Regions from separate parts of the Homo sapiens genome. Here region 2 is linked to region 1. The links are chromatin loops, found by intact Hi-C in ENCODE. Cell type or tissue: MCF 10A. All regions are shown on one strand. Links, peaks and the distances in the headings refer to the core of each region. The heading gives the core; the rest is flanking DNA. Region 1 overlaps ADAM8 (ADAM metallopeptidase domain 8). Region 2 overlaps CFAP46 (cilia and flagella associated protein 46).

Region 1 (11,020 bases), core at 5,230-7,729:
GGCCATCCTGGCTACGAGCCCTGGAGGTCCTGAGACCCCTCAGGGGATTCTGTGAGGTGACGGGAGGGACTCAGAGCAAACCCCAGCCCCTGAGGGCCGAGGGACCACCCGCAGGTGGACCCCAGGCTTCCCGACAGGCACACCCCACACACCTGCCCCCGTCCCGAGCTCCCTGTGGCTCCCCAGTGCTTTGAATGAAACCCAGCCTGTGAGCAGGAGGACAGGGACCCACCTCACCCACTGGAGGCCGCACAGCCTGGCTCCCACCCATCCTGGGGACCTCCTGCCGGAGATTTGCAGAGTAGGGGTGGAAGGGCCTGAAAGCAGAGGAGCCCCACCCGGGCATCCTTCCCACCATCCCGGGGCCTCCTGCTGCACCGCCAACCCCGAGAAGGCCTCAGCAGTCCAGCCAGCACCAGCCGGGGACTGTGTCCTGGTCCTTCCCCCATCAGCAGGGGTCAGGATGACCACCTGGGCAGGGGCCCTGCTGTGGGTCCAGACACTCCCTGGGTGCCTCAGACCCCAATAGCAGCCCCTCCACACCAAACACACCGGCCACCCTCCCTCCCTCCACCAGAAACAGAAAGGATCTCTGTGGGTCTGGCAGACGTGCTTGGCACGGAGCTGGCGGTGATAACGGGTGGCCTTCAGGCGGCTCCACTCCCTCCATTCCATTCCTTGTGGGGCCCGGTGGAGGCGGGTGGCGGGGGTGTCCCTGCAGCTGTCTCTGGCCAAAGGCAGCCCACTGTTAACCCTTGGTGGACTCTCCCTGCTGAAGTTCCCAAAGAGGGTGGCCTGCTCCTCCTGCATCGCATGTGGAGACCTCAGTCTACACTGGCCACACCCTGAGGCTGGGCCCAACCCTGCCCAGCAGCCCGTCCTGCCCCACACCTCATCTTGCCCTATCCCACCCTGCACCCCACCGTGCCCCGCTCTGCACCCCGGCCCGCCCTGCACCCCATCCCTCCCTGCACCCCAGCCCGCCCTGCACCCCGCCCCACCCTGCACCCCAGCCCACCCTGCACCCCGGCCCGCCCTGCACCCTATCCCTCCCTGCACCCCAGCTCTCCCTGCACCCCGTCCTGCCCTGCACCCCGTCCTGCCCTGTACCCCATCCCTCTCTGCACCCTGTCCTGCCCTGCACCCTGTCCCACTCTGCTCCTGACCCTGCCCTGCAGCCCCCACCCCATAGGTCCAGTGTCCCGGGAGTCAGCACTTCCCTCAGGTTATGTGCTGGTCCCACCGACCCCTGAGTTGCAGGCCGGGCGATGTCAATGGCTACCCCAGAGAAGCAGCCGAGGCCTAGAGCAAAGCTGACCGCTCCTGGACTCAGTTTCCCCACCTGTCAAAGGAGGTGCTGGAAATAGAGTTCCCTCGGAGATGGACAGAGTCTTACAAATGAAACCTGTGTCCACCGTGTGACCTGGCAATTCCACTCCTAAGCATTTACAAAGAGGAATGAAATCATCCGTCCCCAGAAAGACTTCAATAAGAACATTCTGGGACGGGTGCGGTGGGTGGCTCACGCCTGTAATCCCAACACTTTGGGAGCCTGAGGCAGGAGGATTGATTGAGCCCAGGAGTTTGAGACCAGCCTGGGAAACATGGTGAGACCTTGTCTCTACAAAAAATTAAAAAATAAACTAGTTGTGTGTGGTGGATGCACCTGTGGTCCCAACTATGCGAGACTCTGAGGCGGGAGGATCATCTGACCCAGGAGTTCGAGGCTGCAGTGAGCTGTGATGGTCCAAGGCACTCCAGCCTGGGTGACAGAGCGAGGCCCTGTCTCAAAAAAAAAAAAAGAAGGCTGGGCATGGTGGCTCACGCCTGTAATCCCAGCACTTTGGGAGTCTGAGGCAGGCAGATCACCTGAGGTCGGGAGTTCGAGACCAGCCTGACAGCCTGACCAACATGGAGAAACCCCGTCTCTACTAAAAATACAAAATTAGCCAGGCGTGGTAGTGGGCACCTGTAATCCCAGCTACTCGGGAGGCTGGGGCAGGAGAATCGCTTGAAACCGGGAGACAGAGGTTGCGGTGAGCCGGGATTGCGCCATTGCACTCCAGTCTGGGTAACAAGAGTGAAACTCCATATAAAAAAAAAAAGAAGAAGAAGAGAAGGAGAAGGAGAAGGAGAAGGTCTTCAAACAGGAACCACTCCAAGTCCCCAAGTCTCCTTCATCCACACAGAAATGGATAAAAAATCATGATGACTGTACAAGAAAGAAGCAGACACACAGGGTCTCGGGCCTCCCCAGAGCAGGCCAAACCACGTGGGGTGACAGGGCCCCCCCGGTAGAATGTTCCGTGGCCTGAGGATGAGGTAGTTACGCACTGGACGCATTTGCCAGAGCCCTGGGCTTGTGCACTTGAGACTGTTTATTCCGCAAAAAATAAATAAAATAGAAATAAAACTTGGGGCTGTGCGGCGGAGCCGTGGGGGTGCCCGCTCTGCGGTGGTCGGCTGACCCTGGGATGCCCTGGTCAGAATAACACGGGGCCCAGGGTCAGATGTGCGTCTCGGAAGAACACGGACCATTTCTTAGGATAAATATGTCCCATGAAATATTTAGGATGCATTCACACTGTAAGTTTTCATTGTTTCACTGAAATTTGAATTAATTGTGTGTCCTGAATTTTTACTTGCTACGTCTGGTGGCCCCACACCGAGTTTATGGAGAGGGCATGAGCTTGGAGCAGTGACCAGGACCCAGGTCGGTTCGTCTGTCTTCAGGGGGCTCCCGGGATCCAGGTCAGACTGAGGACCTGAGGCGTGCTGGGGCTGCCCCAGATCATGTGTGGAGGGCAGTGCAGCTGAGTGACCGGGCCCTGAGGCTCCTGAGGCTCTGGGACCCCATGGGATGTCCCCTTGGGAGCCAGGCCCTGGAATCTGTGCTCCAGGCCGGCTGTAGGGGAGATGGAGGGCTGGGCCTGTGCCCAGAGGCTGATCACCGCCTGGCTCCTGGCAGGGTCTGGGATGGTCTCAAGGGGCTGGTGGGCCAGGGGCTCAGCTGAGCCACCATAGGCAGCCCCCAGCCCCGGAGGGAGAGGGAAGCAAAGAGTTAATCCCCGGCCCTGGGAGAGCCCTGCCCTAAGCTCAGGGCTGGCGTTTCAAGGCTGCGTGTCTGTGACTCCCTCAGAGGAGATAATCACGGCTTCTTGATATTTTCTTTCTCTTCTCCTGTGCACACCCACATATCAGGAGCACTCGCTGGGCCATGAGAACTTTCCTCTGCCCTCCAAGGCCACGGCGGGCGGAAGGGGCCAAAGCCATTTTGTCCAGGAGCCTTTGTCCCCTGGGATTGCCTGGCCAGGAGCTGGGGCCACCGGGCTGGACCCCGTGTCTCATGTGCACACGTGCCACCCAACACACACACCACACATGTACACACTACACATATATATACACACCCCACACACCACACACCTACACACCACACACATACACACCACAAATACACACCCCACACACCACACATGTGCACACCACATATATATACACATCCCACCTGTACACACCACACATGTACACACCACATATATACATACCCCACACACCACACCACATGTAGACACACACCACACACATATACACGTCACATGATGTGTTTAGTACTACACACACACACCCCACACTCATACAAAGCACACTACATGCACACACACACACTTGCAGAGCCTACCCCTTTCTCCACCACCTGGGTCTGGACCCCACACTCGGCCCAGGTCCCAGTCCCAGGTCTCAAGCCCTTGTGTGGTCACTGCCGTCCGCTGCCAGGGGCTGGGGGTCTTTCTCACTGAGGACAGGGCTGAGCTCCCCCAGGCTGAGGAGGGCTCTGCCACCTCCAACCCCCGCTGAGCGGCTGCAGTCCCTGCTCAGTCTCCTTGGGTCCTTGGTGCCCCGAGCCGATGCCGGGGCTGACCCTCAGCAGCCCCAGTTAGGCTGGCCTCAGTTGGGTCTCTGCGTGTTCCTCTGGGAGCCACAAAAAGGCAGGTGAACTCGGCTCCACACTCCGCACCCAGGTCCAGCTGCCGGCACCGCTTGGTGGCCACCCAGGGCGAGGGTGGGATTACCCAGGATGCACAGCCCCTCTGCCCCGCGGTCCCGCCGCCCACCCTCCTTGACACCCCGCCACCCCTGCTTGGGCAGCCACGGGGAGCTGTTGGAGGGTGGAGTTCAGCACAGAAGGAGACAAAGACCTCCAGGGACAGATGGGGTGGGGGCCACCCTGCCAGGGCACTCTGGCCTCTGGACACCCCCATCAACCCTCCCCGGTCACATGGCTCTGTTTTTCCTGGCGAGGGCGTCGCGTGGATGGTGGGTGAGGCCCACATGCTGGGGGTCAGCGGTGCACACGATTCAGCCACGTCCACAGCTTTTCTTTATTTCAGGGTCTCACTCTGTGGCCCAGGCTGGAGTACAGGGGTGCAATCTCGACTCACTGCAGCCTCCACCTCCCAGGCCCAAGCGATCCTCCCACCTCAGCCTCCCAAGTAGAGGGGACTACGGGCACCATGCCGGGCCAAGTTTTGTATTTTTTGTAGAGACGGGATTTGGCTGTGTTGCCCAGGCTGGTCGTGAACTCCTGAGCTCAGGTGATCCGCCCACCTCGGCCTCTCAAAGTGCTGGGTTTACAGGCATGAGCCACCGCACCTGGCCTTCAGTGGCTCTCTGAGGAAGTTATATATATTTGTTAAACATACGTGTCCTTCTCAGAATCTGTGAGAAGCGCAGATACAATTGTCAACAGATTCCAGAAACACGGGGAGCAGCAGAGCTTTGCCGCCGCCTCTCTCCAGCAAGCTTTGAACAGCCATTGTTTTCATTTATTCCTGCTTGTAAAACGACACATTGTTATGATGGAGAATTGTGAGTACTGCAGAAAAGAAATAAGTTTTGCCACCAAAGGCGATCACTGTGGATCATGCCGGTTCCTGCACACCTGTGGGGTGCTCTGAGCGTGGACTCCCCACGCGAGCCGTCCAGACGTGCTCAGGGTGGCCTCCCCTGCTTACTCCTTTGTGCTTTCATTGCTAATAATTTTAGTCAGTCGTGTCTGCTCTACTAATTTACTATTTGAAGTTATTTACAGCTTGATCTAAAGAAGCTGGCCAGGCGCAGTGGCTCACACCTGTAATCCCAGCACTGTGGGAAGCAGAGGCAGGAGGATCACTTGAGCCCAGGAGTTCAAGACCAGCCTGGGCAACACAGTGAGACCCCCATTGCTACAAAAAATGAAAAGAATTACGCAAGGCGCAGTGGCTGACGCCTGTAATCCCAACAGTTTGGGAGGTAGAGGCGGGCGGATCACCTGAGGTCAGGAGTTTGAGAGCAGCCTGGCCAATATGGTGAAACCCCGTCTCTACTAAAATACAAAAATTAGCCGGGCGTGGTGGCGGGCGCCTGTAATCTCAGCTACTTGGGAGGCTGAGGCAGGAGAATCGTTTCAACCCAGGAGGTGGAGGTTGCAGTGAGCTGAGATTGTGCCACTACACTCTAGTCTGGGCAACAGAGTGAGACCCCTGTCTCAAAAAAAAAAAAAAAAAAAAAGGAAAAGAAAAGAATTAGCTGGGCGTGGTGGCACGTGCCGGAGGCTGAGGTGGGAGAACGGCTCCAGCTGCAGTGAGCTGTTCTCCGGCCTGGGCAGCAGAGCCAGATCTGTCTCAAAAATAAAAAACAAAAAACAGAAGCTTTAAGAGATTTTTAAATTCATTTTTACTTTTTTTCTCCTTCATCTACCCAAGATTGTACTCCGTGAGGGGGTTTTTGAAGTAAATTTCATGACAGCACATTATTCAGCAGTGAGTTTCGGACCATATGTTCCCATTTTTACAACTTTTGTGCACCCTAGGGTGTTTTCCCCTAGGAAATTGTTGTTATATTTCACACATGCAAAAATAAACGCCAGGTGATGTGAGGGGCACCCACACCCACCTTCCCGCTGAGAAATGCAGGCCGCCCCCAAGGGGAGCCCTCATCCTGCAGGTTTCCTCCCGAGTCCTGGAATTCTAAAATGCGCTCCTTGCACCTGGGACTCTTCCTGCCAGCTCCACTGGGGAAAGCTCCTCTCCACCTCCCCTGCTCCCTCCGGGCCTCTCACGGCTCCCCCCGCCCCTCCTCTGCCCCAGGGCCTGTGCTCCTACATCCCGGCAAGCCGCAGCCCCGACACTTCCTCCTAATTTCCTGACACTCCCCACTCCCTGGCGGGACGTTTTACTCCTTGCTCTCCTTCCCACTGGAGGGCGCGCGCTTTCTAGCTGGCCGCGTGGGCAGGCAGAGGACCAGGTGCAGGCGGGCGCCAGAGGACAGAAGGTGGAAGTCAAGCGGTGTCTTGGCCGTCCAAGGTCCCAGCACAGGCACTCAGAACCCCTGAGCCCAGGGAGCTCCCAAGGGTCTCACTCTCCTCTGCGGTCTTTGCTGGCCGAGGGCAAGGCCGGGTGAGGACGGAGAGAAGCAGCTCCTCCCCACCACACACCCAGAGCTGGGAGGGGCCAGGATTCAGCACCCTCTAGGGGTGGGCACGGCAGACGCGGTGGGGACCTGGCGCTGAGGTCCTGGCTCCCACTCCAGCGTGGCCTGGTGGCTTCTCCCCGGTTGGGGTACCCTGCACAGGGGTTGTGGTGCCTCCCAAGGGCCAGCCCCGCCCTGACAACCTCTCCTCCAGCCAGGATGGGGTCCATACTCCATCGAGAGGGTTCCTGGCTTCAACACCCTCCACCAGCCTCATGCCACCAGGGCCCTGGTCATCCTGGGGACCCTGCAGAGGGCCTCCTGGGCCTGTCTTCCGGCGGGTGAGCCGGCCCTGCCTGTGGGTGTCTGGGGTGTGGCCTCCAGGCACCAAGCACCCGCTGGCTCCTGATACCTGCCTTTCTGGCTGTGGTGTGTCTCTGGCCTGGCGCCTGTTTCTGAGTCCCTGGAGAGAGCAGGTTCCTCGCAGGTGGCAGGCAGCCCTGTTTGTGTGTGCATGAGCCTGTGGGGGCACCTGGAGCTGAGCGGTGGCCTGTGCTGTCACCACCCGGGGTGGCAGGGCAGGGTCTGGCACTGCCACAGCTCCTGACAGAAGCTGCCTAGGCCTGGGTTGGCTCGGGCTTCTCGGCCAGGCCCTTCCCCAGCACTTCCTGCCCAGCCCCAGCTGCAGGACCTGCTGAAATCTGTGCTGTGGGAGCCCTGTCTCTGAGGGGTCACTGCAGTGACTCCAGAAAACCTGAGTCTCCTGATTCCAGGAGCACCGCTTGCAGCCTGCCACGTGCATGACCCAGCATGACCCGGACTCCTGAGCCAGGACCGAGTCCCCCTGACAGCGGGGAAGCGGCGGACCCTGGGGGCTGGCACCCGCCGTGGCCCTCCCCAGCCCACTGTGGCACTGAGGGGCTGCTCCCCTGGGAATGGCCCCTTCCTAGAGGCAGCCCTGGCCTGGCTTCGAGAGGGGCTCTGGGAACAGGCGGCCCCGGGTAGCTGACCACACCTGACCAGGCCAGTCTTTGGGAAGCCGCCCTCTCAGCCTATGCACTGCAGGGACACTGGGTGGAGAGGGCTGTGCCTCAGTGCCCCTGCAGGGCGGTGCAGCAGCTGGCCGTGCAGGGGGAGGGGGCCTTGCCTTCTGGCTCAGGGAGGAAGCGGCTGCTTTCAGCTGCCTTCGCCTTGCCTCCTGAGGCGGCTTTGGAACCCTCCTGAGGTTTGTGGCCCTGAAGTTCCTTCCTGAGACCCCGCAGGGGACTAAGCCCTCGGCCCAGGGGCACCGGGGAGGGCAGAACCTCAAGACAGGGGCCCGGGACACAGGACAGAGTGTGTGGGGCAGGTGTGCAGGCTGTGCCCAAGGGGCCTCGGGGTTGAAGGGGCTCTTGGAGATGATGTCGACATCGCGGTTCCTGAGCGGGTGCCCAGATCTGGATGAGCTGTTTTCTGGAGAAAGCAGGAAAGTGACGTCATTTTGTGGCTTCAGATTGACCGCAGCCTGGCAGAGAGGGAGTGGTGGCAGGAAGTGAAGCTGCTGGCTTCCCAGTCACGGCCTCCATGATCCACGTGTGGCAGCAAGAATCACAGCTGCATCATGACACCCAGAGGGAAAGCAGCTCAAGCTGCAGTTTAAGGCGACTCCACGGAGGGCCCTGGCTTAGTTGTTGCACAGCATGGGGTCAGATGGATGCCCTGGAAGAGTCAGCAGAGACCCCCTGGCCTTTGGAGTTTGTCTCTGAGCGAGAGACACTGTTGGGATGACCGGCGAGTGGCGTTGGGTCCACATGGGGGCCCTGGTCCGGCTGAGTCTACTGAGCACAGGCCTGCCCCTTGCCACCCAGCTCTGCCCATATGTGGCCGTCATTCCTGGGCTTCACCTGGGAAACGTCCTTTGAGGCAGCTCAGCTTTTCCACAGTGGGTCACGTTGTTTGCTGCTGGAGACTGGCTGAGTCTGTGCTTCCAGTATAGGAAGGTTTAGGAGGCGGTCAGCAGGCCTCTCCTGTGGCCACTGTGCCCGAGGCAGGTGCCTGGGGTGAGAGGGATTCTTCCGGATGTGGCCGTGCACTGCCCAGCAGGCCTGGAGTGAACGTCTGTGTGGAGTCCGGGCTCCCATCCAGCATCCCTTAAGGGTCCTGATGGCTGGAGCTGGGGGAGGCAGGTATGGCAAGGGGCTTCCTGCACGCAGGAAAACTGGAGACCCCTGGTGAAAGAGCCAGGTGTGCACCTGCAGAGCCAGGCATGGGTCCACAGAGCCTGTCAAGCCTGGTTTACACCACAGAGCTGGGTATGCGCTGAGAACCAGGTGTGCACGGAGAGCCAGGTGTACACTGCAGAGCCGCGTGTGCACTGAGAGCAGGTGTGCGCTGAGAACCAGGTGTGCAGAGAGAGCCAGGTGTGCACGGAGAATCAGGTCTGCAGAGAGAGCCAGGTGTGCACTGAGAACCAGGTGTGCACGGAGAATCAGGTCTGCAGAGAGAGCCAGGTGTGCACTGAGAACCAAGTGTGCAGAGTCAGGTGTGCGCTGCAGAGCCGGGTGTGCACTGAGAACCAGGTGTGCAGAGAGAGTCAGGTGTGCGCTGCAGAGCCGGGTGTGCACTGAGAACCAGGTGTGCAGAGAGAGTCAGGTGTGCGCTGCAGAGCCGGGTGTGCACTGAGTCAGGTGTGCAGAGAGTCAGGTGTACACTGCAGAGCCGCGTGTGCACTGAGAGCAGGTGTGCATGGAGAGCCAGGTGTCTGTTGAGAACCAGGTGTGTGCAGAGAGCCAGGTGTGCACTGCATATCTAAGTGCTCATGTGGAGTCTTGGGCTGGGCAGGTGCTGCCCAGGACCCTGGCTCTCTGGCTGTCTTCTGTGCATTTGGGGATGGGAGAAGGGGCTCGGCTCTGGCTGGAGGGCAGCCAGGCAGACTTGCCAGCCAGCACCGCCAGGTGATAAGAGCTGGTGCCCACAGGTACTCAGCAAATGTCTGCATTTTGGGGAGGGCTGGAGAAAATGAAGGCCATGCCCTCTCTGCAAGGCTCCGCACAGGCCCTGTTTCCCAGTCCTTCAGCCACAGGGTGTCCCGGCAACAAGGGTGCCAGGTCGCCTGCACCCTGACTGTCTCCTGCGGAAAGGACAGCGCCTGCTCCTTGTCCTCCAGTAGCTGCTGGACTCCGGGGTCTGGGTGCTCTGGCGCCCGGCGGCTGGGTCCCCACTACAAGGTAGACACCAGCCTTGAATCCAACTGTCGAGGAAATGGGGTGGGCGGCGGAGGCTGGGGAGATCGGGAGGAAGGGAGGTATGGGCTTGAGAGACAGGAACCCACCCTCTGCAAGTGCAGTGGCCTGTCCCCTCCAGAACGCTCTCATTCTTCGTGCTGAAGGGAGCTGGGGGCGTGGCAGGCCTGCGAGACGAATGGGCGCTATCAGCTCAGGGCTCTGCCTCGGAGGAGCCACCCGGAGGCAGCACCCATGGGTGTGGGGGCTTGGCCACAGGGGACGTCAGGCCTCCTCGGTGCAGCACCAGATGCGTCTAACAGCCTCCGCCCCGTGGGCGCCCACTCAGACTTGCTGCTCAGGTGCCTAGAGCAGAAGCCACCTCCTCAGAGGCCAGCGCGCCAGCCTGGCACCACGGGGACGCTCCCAGGGGGTGCCCAGAGGGAACGTGCGCATCGGGCGGGGTACTGCGGCGCGTGTGGGCCGTGAGCCCCGCCCTGTAGTCGGACACTGGAGTCCCGGATCCTACAGATCTGAAAGGCTGAGTCGGATGCAGCAAAGGCGAAGCGGGGTTCGCAGCCCCAGACTCTTGGGCGGGGGGGTCAGCGAGCAACCGGGAGGGGCGCCGCGGGCCATTCGCCGCTTCTCCTGGGCCGAGGGCGCAGGCCCCTGCCGCGGGGGCCCCTCGGACTCCACGACTTCGCGGACGCGCGCCCACCGCCATAGCTGAGGTCCCGGGCCAGGCGGCGCGTGGGTGGCTGAGCGGGAGCGCGTCCAGCCAGGCGTGGAGGCCGCGCGGGGCCGGGGTCGAGCCCAGCATGGCGGGGGGGGTGCGGGGCAGTGGCCCGGACAAGGGCATGGGGCCGGAAGAGGCGGGGCCGTTGCCAGGAGACGAGACGGAATGGGCGGGGCGCGGGCGGGGGCCGTTGCCGGGAGACGAGACGGAATGGGCGGGGCGCGGGCGGGGCCGTTGCCGGGAGACGAGACGGAATGGGCGGGGCGCGGGCGGGGCCGTTGCCGGGAGACGGGGCGGGGGCGGGGCCGGGCCATTGCCCGGAGACGGGGCGGGGCAGGGGTAGCGCGGGCTCCTCCGTGCATCGCGGCGAAGTCTTCTTGGGCGTGGGTTCCTGGATCGGATCGTCTGCCCGCGGGAGGGGCGGGACTGCTTAGTTACGCTGGGGAGGGCCTGAGAAATCCAGGGAGAAAAGAAGGTGGCTTGACCTCATCTATTCGCAGTCTGCATTTTACCAAGCGCCGACCCTTGTATCTCGTGAACTGAAGCCCTCCATCCTTCCCCGCTGATCTAACAAGAATCTACAGAACTCGGTCAATAATTTATTAGTAAAATATACATTTCTCATTATTAAAGA
Region 2 (7,854 bases), core at 588-3,087, 350 kb before region 1:
GTCTGTTGGCTGTTTTTTCTATTCTACTCTTTTCTTCCTGGTTATGAGCCACATTTTCTTGCTTTTGCACACATCTAGTAATTTCTTACTTTATGCTGGACGTCGTGAGGGCTCTGCTGCTGAAAGTGTGGATTGTGTCCACTTCCTTTAAAGAGTGTTGGGTTTTGTTCTGACAGGCAGTTAATTACTGGTGGCTCAGCTTCATCCTACTGAGATGTGGTTTAGGCTTTGTTGGGGTGAGTCTGCACTCACCCCATTGCTAAGGTGTGTCTTTCTGAATGCCTGGAGTTCAGTGAGTTACGCCCCAATGTGAGCTGGCCACAGCTCCAACTTCTCTCACCCCATTGCTAAGGTGTGTCTTTCTGAATGCCTGGAGTTCAGTGAGTTACGCCCCAGTGTGAGTTGGCCACAGCTCCAACTTCTCTCACCCCATTGCTAAGGTGTGTCTTTCTGAATGCCTGGAGTTCAGTGAGTTACGCCCCAATGTGAGCTGGCCACAGCTCCAACTTCTCTCACCCCATTGCTAAGGTGTGTCTTTCTGAATGCCTGGAGTTCAGTGAGTTACGCCCCAATGTGAGCTGGCCACAGCTCCAACTTCTCTAGCGCAGGATGGCCTCTGGCATCTTGTCAGCGTACAGACCCCTCCATCCCTGTTTTCTGCCAGGCCTGGAATCTAGTCCTGTGCACACACAGTTTACCACCAGACAGGCACAGACTCATGGGTGGCTCCACAGAACGAGGGCCCCACCCCACCTGCCGCGTCACATCCTGGACACCTCAGCTGCTACAGCCTCAAGCCCTGACCCATTTCTCCCCGCGACTCTTCCATCCATCTGGGCCCAAGCCCTGACCCGTTTCTCCCCGCGACTCTTCCATCTGGGCCCGCTCTCCAGGCTGCAGCATGTGAAGCTCCCTTAGGCAGAATGCGGAGCCCACTTCCGATATTTCCTTCTAGCAAGAATGGCTGCCTGGTACTGCCTGCTGTCCAACAGCTAAAAACAACTGTCTCACGTATATTTTCAAGTTTTACAGTTTTTCTTTTTCACAGCACAAGAGTACGATACCCATTATGCTTTCAAGGCCGGAACTAGGTGACTTTTAAATTTATATTATTAACAACATTAAATATAAATATATTACACATAATAAATATATGATATGTGAATATATATAAAATCACTGTTGGTGATTACGTTAAATAAAAATGTTGAGCTGAGTTGGAAGGTCCAAATGACACTCTTAAGACTATTGTTCTTTACCCATTTTGTGTGTATTTTAATAATCTACATGAAATGTATAATATATATTCCTTGACACTAATAGCATAAATGCGAAACTGATTTGGCAACCACACAGTCACAATTGAGAATATGAACTCATTCGTAACTGCTGTACTTTTCACCAAGAACAGAAAGCCATTTTTGCTATTAGTGTAAAATGCTATCATAAAAGCTACTCTGTGGCAAATTCCATGCTAGAGTTTCTACACATAATTTTCAAAACGGAAAGAAATTAGAATGAAGAACTGAAATATGTGTAAACTTTTTAAAGTATCTCTTACAAAGGCTGGTCGTCTGCTGGATGTGGGCATGGGTCCTGCTGGACTGGGGAAGGGCCTGTGGCTCTGACAGTGACCAGCGAGGTGACCACATCATCTCCTGCTGAGCAGCACGCCTGCGGGTTCTCTCCAGTCTCCTGGCACCCAGGCTGCCTGCACACAGGAGCACCCACCTGCGGTTGGTGGAAAGGCGCCAACACTGCGCCCAGGGCAGAGGGGCTCCCGCTGGGACGCAATGACACCAAGGGCCACTAGAGGACAGCAATGGTCCACAAAGGACTTTCCAAAGTCTTAACGTGGAAATCCAATTTTTCCAGTCTCATATGACTTCTCCTTTTCCCTGTCACCATATGTTTAAATTTACAGCTTTAGCTAATTTAACAGAAAAAATGATTTTTAAGTCAATTTACACAGCAGTGGCACGGCCAGGGCGCCCAGCCCCCACATCCTCCTGTTGTGTGCCGCTCTGCCCTCCACACTTGGGGAAGTAATTGTAACTCAGTTATGAGGAGGCTTTATGCAGCAGCACTCTGCACCCTCACCTCTATGACGCTGTCTTTGTAGTTTATTTCTCTTAGAAATAATGTTTGTTCTGTTTTGTTTGGAGACAGAGTCTCGCTGTGTCACCCAGGCTGGAGCGCAGTGGTACAATCACGGCTTGCTGCAGCCTCGACCTACAGGCTCCTTACGAGGGTGAATGCAGTTCAGCTCACTCAGACCCCCTGCAGCCCCTTCCAACTGACTTGTGTGGCCAGTGACCGCATGACACTTAATCCCCACCTATCACCTTGGCACCTACGACGTCACGCCAGCCTCTCATCTTCTGGTCCCCACTGTGACCCTGGTGACTCACCTTCCCGGTGAGGACCACAACACCCACGCTTCCCTTAGCTCGTCCTTCCTGCTCTACCAGCATATGTTATCTGCGCTTTTCCTTCACTTTTGTATTGTCAAAATCAATCCTTTCCTTTTGTCAAAATGCTTCTTTCTTTGTCAACAAGTTAATCCTAAAAGTGGAATATCAGTGAACACCATGTTTCTCATTGGAGAGTCCGGCTGTAAATGACTTGGTTTCCCGGACTCTCTAACTGGTGTACGCCTCTGAACTGTCCCCATCCGTCCTATGAGGGACTCTGTCTCCCCGCCCTCCCCAGGGTCCTCCTGAGCCACCCAATGCAGTCAGACAGCTCTCTCCGCACAGCGTCCATCTGGGGACAGCTCTTGACTACCTTTCTAGGTTGAATCTGTTATTTCTAGCATCCCACATATCTTTCCTTTTTTTTTTTTTTTTTGGTTTACTTCCTTGTTTTTCTGGATCATATCCTCAAGAAACTTTCTAAAAATGGTGTATGGGAAGTACACTCTCTGGGTCCTTTTGTCTAAAATGGCTTATTTTGACCTGATATGTGACTGATGGTTTGGGTGAGCTTGAATTCCAGGCTGACAATTACCTCCACGTGGAACGTTCTATTTTCTTTTTGCTTCAAGTGGTGGCTGCTGAGAAGGTTGGGGCAGTTCTATTTCCTGCTCCTCTGATCTCAGCCTGGTGTCAGACAGAGACTTCCAGAGACACCTCTGATCCTGGCCTGGTATCTCAGCATGTCCAGAGCCAGGCAGATGTATTTTCAGCCTCAGCACATCCAGGGCCTGAGGGGCCAGGGTGGGTGGCAGGCATCTCCTGCTTATGCCAGAGCTGCAGGGCTGGGGACGCACCCCCAGCCCCACCTGCAAGGAAGGCTAGGGAGGGACATCAAAGGAGGTGAGTTTTCCTTTTGGAAGCAAATTGATTTTTATTACAGGCTGCAGGGAAAATGTAACCTCTAGCCTCCAACAGAGGGATGCCAAAGAGGGGGGCCTGGCATGGAATCCTGTCCATACTGTTTTGGAAGAAAGATCATTTGCAGTGAAAAGCCCGTCGATGTTGGCAAAGAGAAAACAGCGGGACTGGGCTCCAGACCAACTCTGCTCCGGCCCTTTGCTGCCACGCTCTCCCTCTAGCCCCCCTTGTGAACGTGGGGCACCACGCATGGCAGTGCCAGGCCAGCAGGGCAGGGTCCCAGGTGCACAGCTCCTGGCAGGGCTCGCAGCCTCCTGAGCACTCGCAGTCTCACCCCTGCCAAGGCAGTGCTTATAGCCCATCGCCTGGGTTCAGTCCCAGCTCTGCCACTCACCCCAGCTGGGTGGCCTCAGAAGCAACTTGGCCTCTGCCTGCCCATTTCCTGCTCTAGAGCCTGGGAACAGTAGTGCCTGCCAACCGAGAAGAGTGAACGGGGTCCTGGCGCGTGATGCCCCGTCCTGGGCACTGAGAAGAGTGAACGGGGTCCTGGCGCGTGATGCCCCATCCTGGGCACTGAGAAGAGTGAACGGGGTCCTGGAGCGTGATGCCCCGTCCTGGGCACTGAGAAGAGTGAACGGGGTCCTGGCGCGTGATGCCCCGTCCTGGGCACTGAGAAGAGTGAACGGGGTCCTGGCGCGTGATGCCCCGTCCTGGGCACTGAGAAGAGTGAACGGGGTCCTGGCGCGTGATGCCCCGTCCTGGGCACTGAGAAGAGTGAACGGGGTCCTGGCGCGTGATGCCCCGTCCTGGGCACCGAGAAGAGTGAACGGGGTCCTGGCGCGTGATGCCCCATCCTGGGCAATGAGAAGAGTGAACGGGGTCTTGGCGTGTGATGCCCCATCCTGGGCACTGAGAAGAGTGAATGGGGTCCTGGCGCGTGATGCCCCGTGCTGGGCACTGAGTGAATGGGGGGCCTGGTACATGGTATCCAGTCCTGAGCACTGGCCTGCTTGTGCCTCTGAGCACCCAGGAGACCCCGGACACGTGGAAGTTGCCGACGTGAAAGGCATCTTGGCACGTTCCTATGTTGGCCTCGCATCCCCACGGGTGTGGCCGACACAGGCCCTGGAGCCGTCCTGGTGTGCAGGGCTGTGGGAAGATGGGGCGTGGGCCTGGGGCGCTCCTTGCCTCCGGCAGGTGCTGCCCACGCTGGCCATTTGGCCACAGAAAACATCGTTACAGCCTTTGGGTCAGCGGTTTCATCTTCCAGGATTATTAGACCCAGGAAATTAGCCAAAAAGAACCTCAAGGAAAACAACCTTTACTGCAGAAACATTTACAATAGCAACAGATGGAAAACAGCCTCATATTCAAAAATTGGGGAAAGATTAGGGATGATAACAATTGCTCAACTGGATGGAACACGGTAAGCCACTAAAAGTGAGATCCGTGAAAATTAAAGAATGAGAATGTTCTGTGTCCAGCTATGCTGACGACGGGGACCTGGCGGCACGGCTGACTCTGGAGAGTGAGCGAGGGACCCAAGTCAGAGGCCATTTTCTTTCATTGAAATTACCCTTATTTATTTTCAAATTTAATTAGCGTGCATATCTGTCTATTCAAAATTACTTCAAAGCTGTATGTCGTTAGAAATGGCAGCTGTCTACCTGCTGAATGTCCCTATCCCCTCAAAATTCCCTTCGACCTGCCATGGGCGGAGTGTCCGTGTCCCCTCAAAATTCCCATGCTGGGCGATCCTCACCCCCACAGTGATGGTGTTGGGGTGGCCTTTGATGGCCTTTGAGGGGGGTTGGATCATGGGGATGGAGCCCTCACAAACAGGGTTAGTCCCTTATGAAAGGGACCCCAGAGAGCCCTGCCCCTTCCCGCATGTGAGGACACAGCGGGAGGCGCCGTCTGTGAGACAGGAAGGGGCCCTCGCAGACGCCGAATCTGCCACACCTCGATGGCACTTCCAGCCTCCGGAACTGTGAGCAGGAACCATCTGGGGTGGGAGCCCCCCGGTCTGTGGCCCTTTGTCCCAGCCTCTGAAGGCTGAGGCCCCCCCTTTCTGTGCCTACAATGCACACGCGGCCAGCAGGCCACACACCCCTCCTGCTGAGGCCCACGTGACTTCAGAATCCTTCCTGACCAGCTTTCCACGGGGCCACTGCTGACTTGTCCATGAGGGCACGGGGCCGGCAGGACGGAGGCTGCCTGTGCACATGGCTGAGGCCTGTGGGAAGCTTTCTGGACTGGGCCTGGAGACCTGGTGGAGTGCTCACCTGCTCCCTGATCTGTGATCGCCGCCCAGGCCCGCGCTCCCTGCCCGTTTTGGGGACCTGGTGGGGCGCTCACACGCGCCCTGATCTGTGATCGCGGCCCAGGCCCGCGCTCCCTGCCCGTTTTGGGGAACTGGTGGGGCGCTCACCTGCTCCCTGATCTGTGATTGAGGCCCAGGCCTGCGCTCCCTGCCCGTTTTGAGGGAATTTGTCCAGTCATGAGGGTTACTTACGGCCCAAATTTCTTCAGGTACTTGATGCCCATCTCCAGAGCCCTGTGAGCACAGGCCATGGTGGTCTCATGGTCACGCGCTGCATGGGCGAAGTGGGTCAGCCGCGTCAGGGTCTGCAGCTCCACCAGGGGGTCCGACCAGTTGCACTCGGAAGCCATTTTCACCAACTTCCGGTGGGTGGCAAGAGAAGGGGCACCGTGTTAGCAACAACGAACTTCCCACGGCCTGCAGCCCCCACGGACCACGCAGCGCATGTGATCCTAAGCAGAGGCGTGGCCTGTGAAGGGCCACCGTGCCACAAAAGCTGAGCTGCCACGTCCGTGCCTGTGAGGACCCCTGATGTCCTTGTAGCTCCCACACCCCACAGGGTGTCCTGGACACGGGACTGGCGTGTGCAGCCCTTGGCTGCCCCTGAGCGGCTCAGGGTTGGGTGGGAATGGAGGGTCCGCTCAAACAGCGTTTGCCTCGCACCAGGAGACAGGGATGCTCTGAGCATGGAGCTGAAGGAAGTGCGTCGAGGGGGCGCAGCTCCGTTGGGAGGTGGGGGAGAGCGGGGCAGAGTGGGGGTGAGCATGCACGATGGGGCTCGAGTTCCAGCCACCTAGGGCAAGAGCCTCGGCGTCCTCGCCTCTTGGCCCCTGGCCTCCCGGGACCCCTGGGGACACCTACCTGGGCCAGGGAGGGGACAGTGAAGTCCATGAGGCCCAGCCCGTTGCATGAGTACATTTCCAAGGCAACGAGGACTCTGGTCACCGAGCTGACATCCTCATTGGTGCCCTGGTGGGGAGGATGCCCTGAGTGTATCAGCCCAAGCGTGCGGGGGGAGTCTGGAATATGCGTGAATTTAACACTGCAAGGTATTAGTTTTATGGCAATAATCAGACCACAAAATTGGGAGCGTTTATACCTTAGGCTGTTTTTGTAACTGTTGACCTGCAGGTCATCTTCTCATACAACGAGGAGCCCCAAGTCCGTGCGGCCCCCATGTGTGAGGCAGCCTTGTCTGAAGGCTGGGTGACCCCCGAGGAGGGAAGGACCAGTGGGCCTGACATGGTGGCTGCTGGGGCAGGCAGGTCAACACCTGGACCCTCCCCGCCTCCCTGGGCCCCACTAGGGCCTGGCTCCTGGCCAGGCTCCAAGGCCCCTCCTCCATCTGGCTTTCCAGGAGCTCATGGGGCCGGCCCTGGGCCCACTCCTCCTTGGGAGAGCGCAGCACCCCCACAGGCCCAGCAGCTCACAGACCCCGTGGACGGGTGGGCAGAGGAGGCCCCGTGCCACACTCAAGGGCAGCCAGCGGCGGTGAGCTCAGTGGGAAAAGGGAGTGCCCAGGCCATCCGTGATGGCTCCATCTGGAGCTAAGTGGTCCCGGGGGCCCCACCACCCCCGGCTGTCTCAGATCTCTATGTCCACAGGGCCTCAGTCAGAGCCCAGATGTGGGCAGGGGCGCCCACCTGCTCCTCGGTGCCCAGCCGTGGCCCAATCTGCTGCTGCAGCAGCTGCTTGGCCTTGACCCAGGTGGCGATAAGCTGCTGCCGGGTGCCGGTGGGCACCGTCTCCTCGGGCGCACTCCCATTGGTCAGGTTCAGGGCAAACTCGCAGACCTAGGACAGACGTGTTCTCGGTCACGAAACCTGAATTCTAAACAGGGGACCTTGAGCCAAGATCCGAACCATTAAAAGATGGATGGAGCCCGCTCCTGATCCAGCCCGTGAAGGGCCTTAAACACGAGACCTCAGGCCCACCAGCGGCTGCACCACAAACCCAGCAGATGAAGCCCCACCCCCAGACGCCGAGGACGCAGCTGCCACCTGGCCTCCAGTGCGCCCCGGCCCTCACTCCTGAGCTGTCCCCACGGCATGGGCCTGGGACCCCGCAGGAAGGAGCAGCTGAGCCAGCACCCCTCCCCCACTGCAGCTGGTATCGGTTGGGGGTGGGGCAGCAAGGACGGAGCCCCGAAAGTGGGGGCGTGAAATCTGCCACGTGCTTTGCCTGCAGTGACGGGCA

Evidence for each region. Hi-C counts contacts between places; a loop is a spot of excess contacts. Peaks named below come from ENCODE experiments on the same cell type or tissue, not always from the same donor. Only the 100,000 strongest peaks of a DNase experiment are listed, where the experiment ranks them.
Region 2: it touches region 1 in a loop (19-fold over the local background); 2 of 110 quality-filtered maps call a loop at or near these places.

The regions. Positions count from the first base shown.
Region 1 is chr10:133,251,451-133,262,470 of GRCh38, forward strand. ADAM8 (ADAM metallopeptidase domain 8) reads right to left here. Exons shown (of 23, transcript NM_001109.5): 23 at 10,973-11,020. Among named protein-coding and RNA genes, the nearest start is that of MIR202HG, 9.1 kb to the left of the region's middle. RefSeq lists enhancers at 6,588-6,887, 7,886-7,935, 10,874-11,020 and a silencer at 10,228-10,557. In MCF 10A, for the core only: CTCF peaks have their summits at 6,264 (motif pointing right) and 6,469 (motif pointing left); DNase peaks (open chromatin) are centred at 6,221 and 6,861.
Region 2 is chr10:132,902,618-132,910,471 of GRCh38, forward strand. It overlaps CFAP46 (cilia and flagella associated protein 46), which reads right to left. Exons shown (of 58, transcript NM_001200049.3): 20 at 7,302-7,451; 21 at 6,520-6,627; 22 at 5,851-6,017. Among named protein-coding and RNA genes, the nearest start is that of CFAP46, 36 kb to the right of the region's middle. RefSeq lists an enhancer at 1,763-2,263. In MCF 10A, for the core only: a CTCF peak has its summit at 1,788 (motif pointing right); a DNase peak (open chromatin) is centred at 1,794.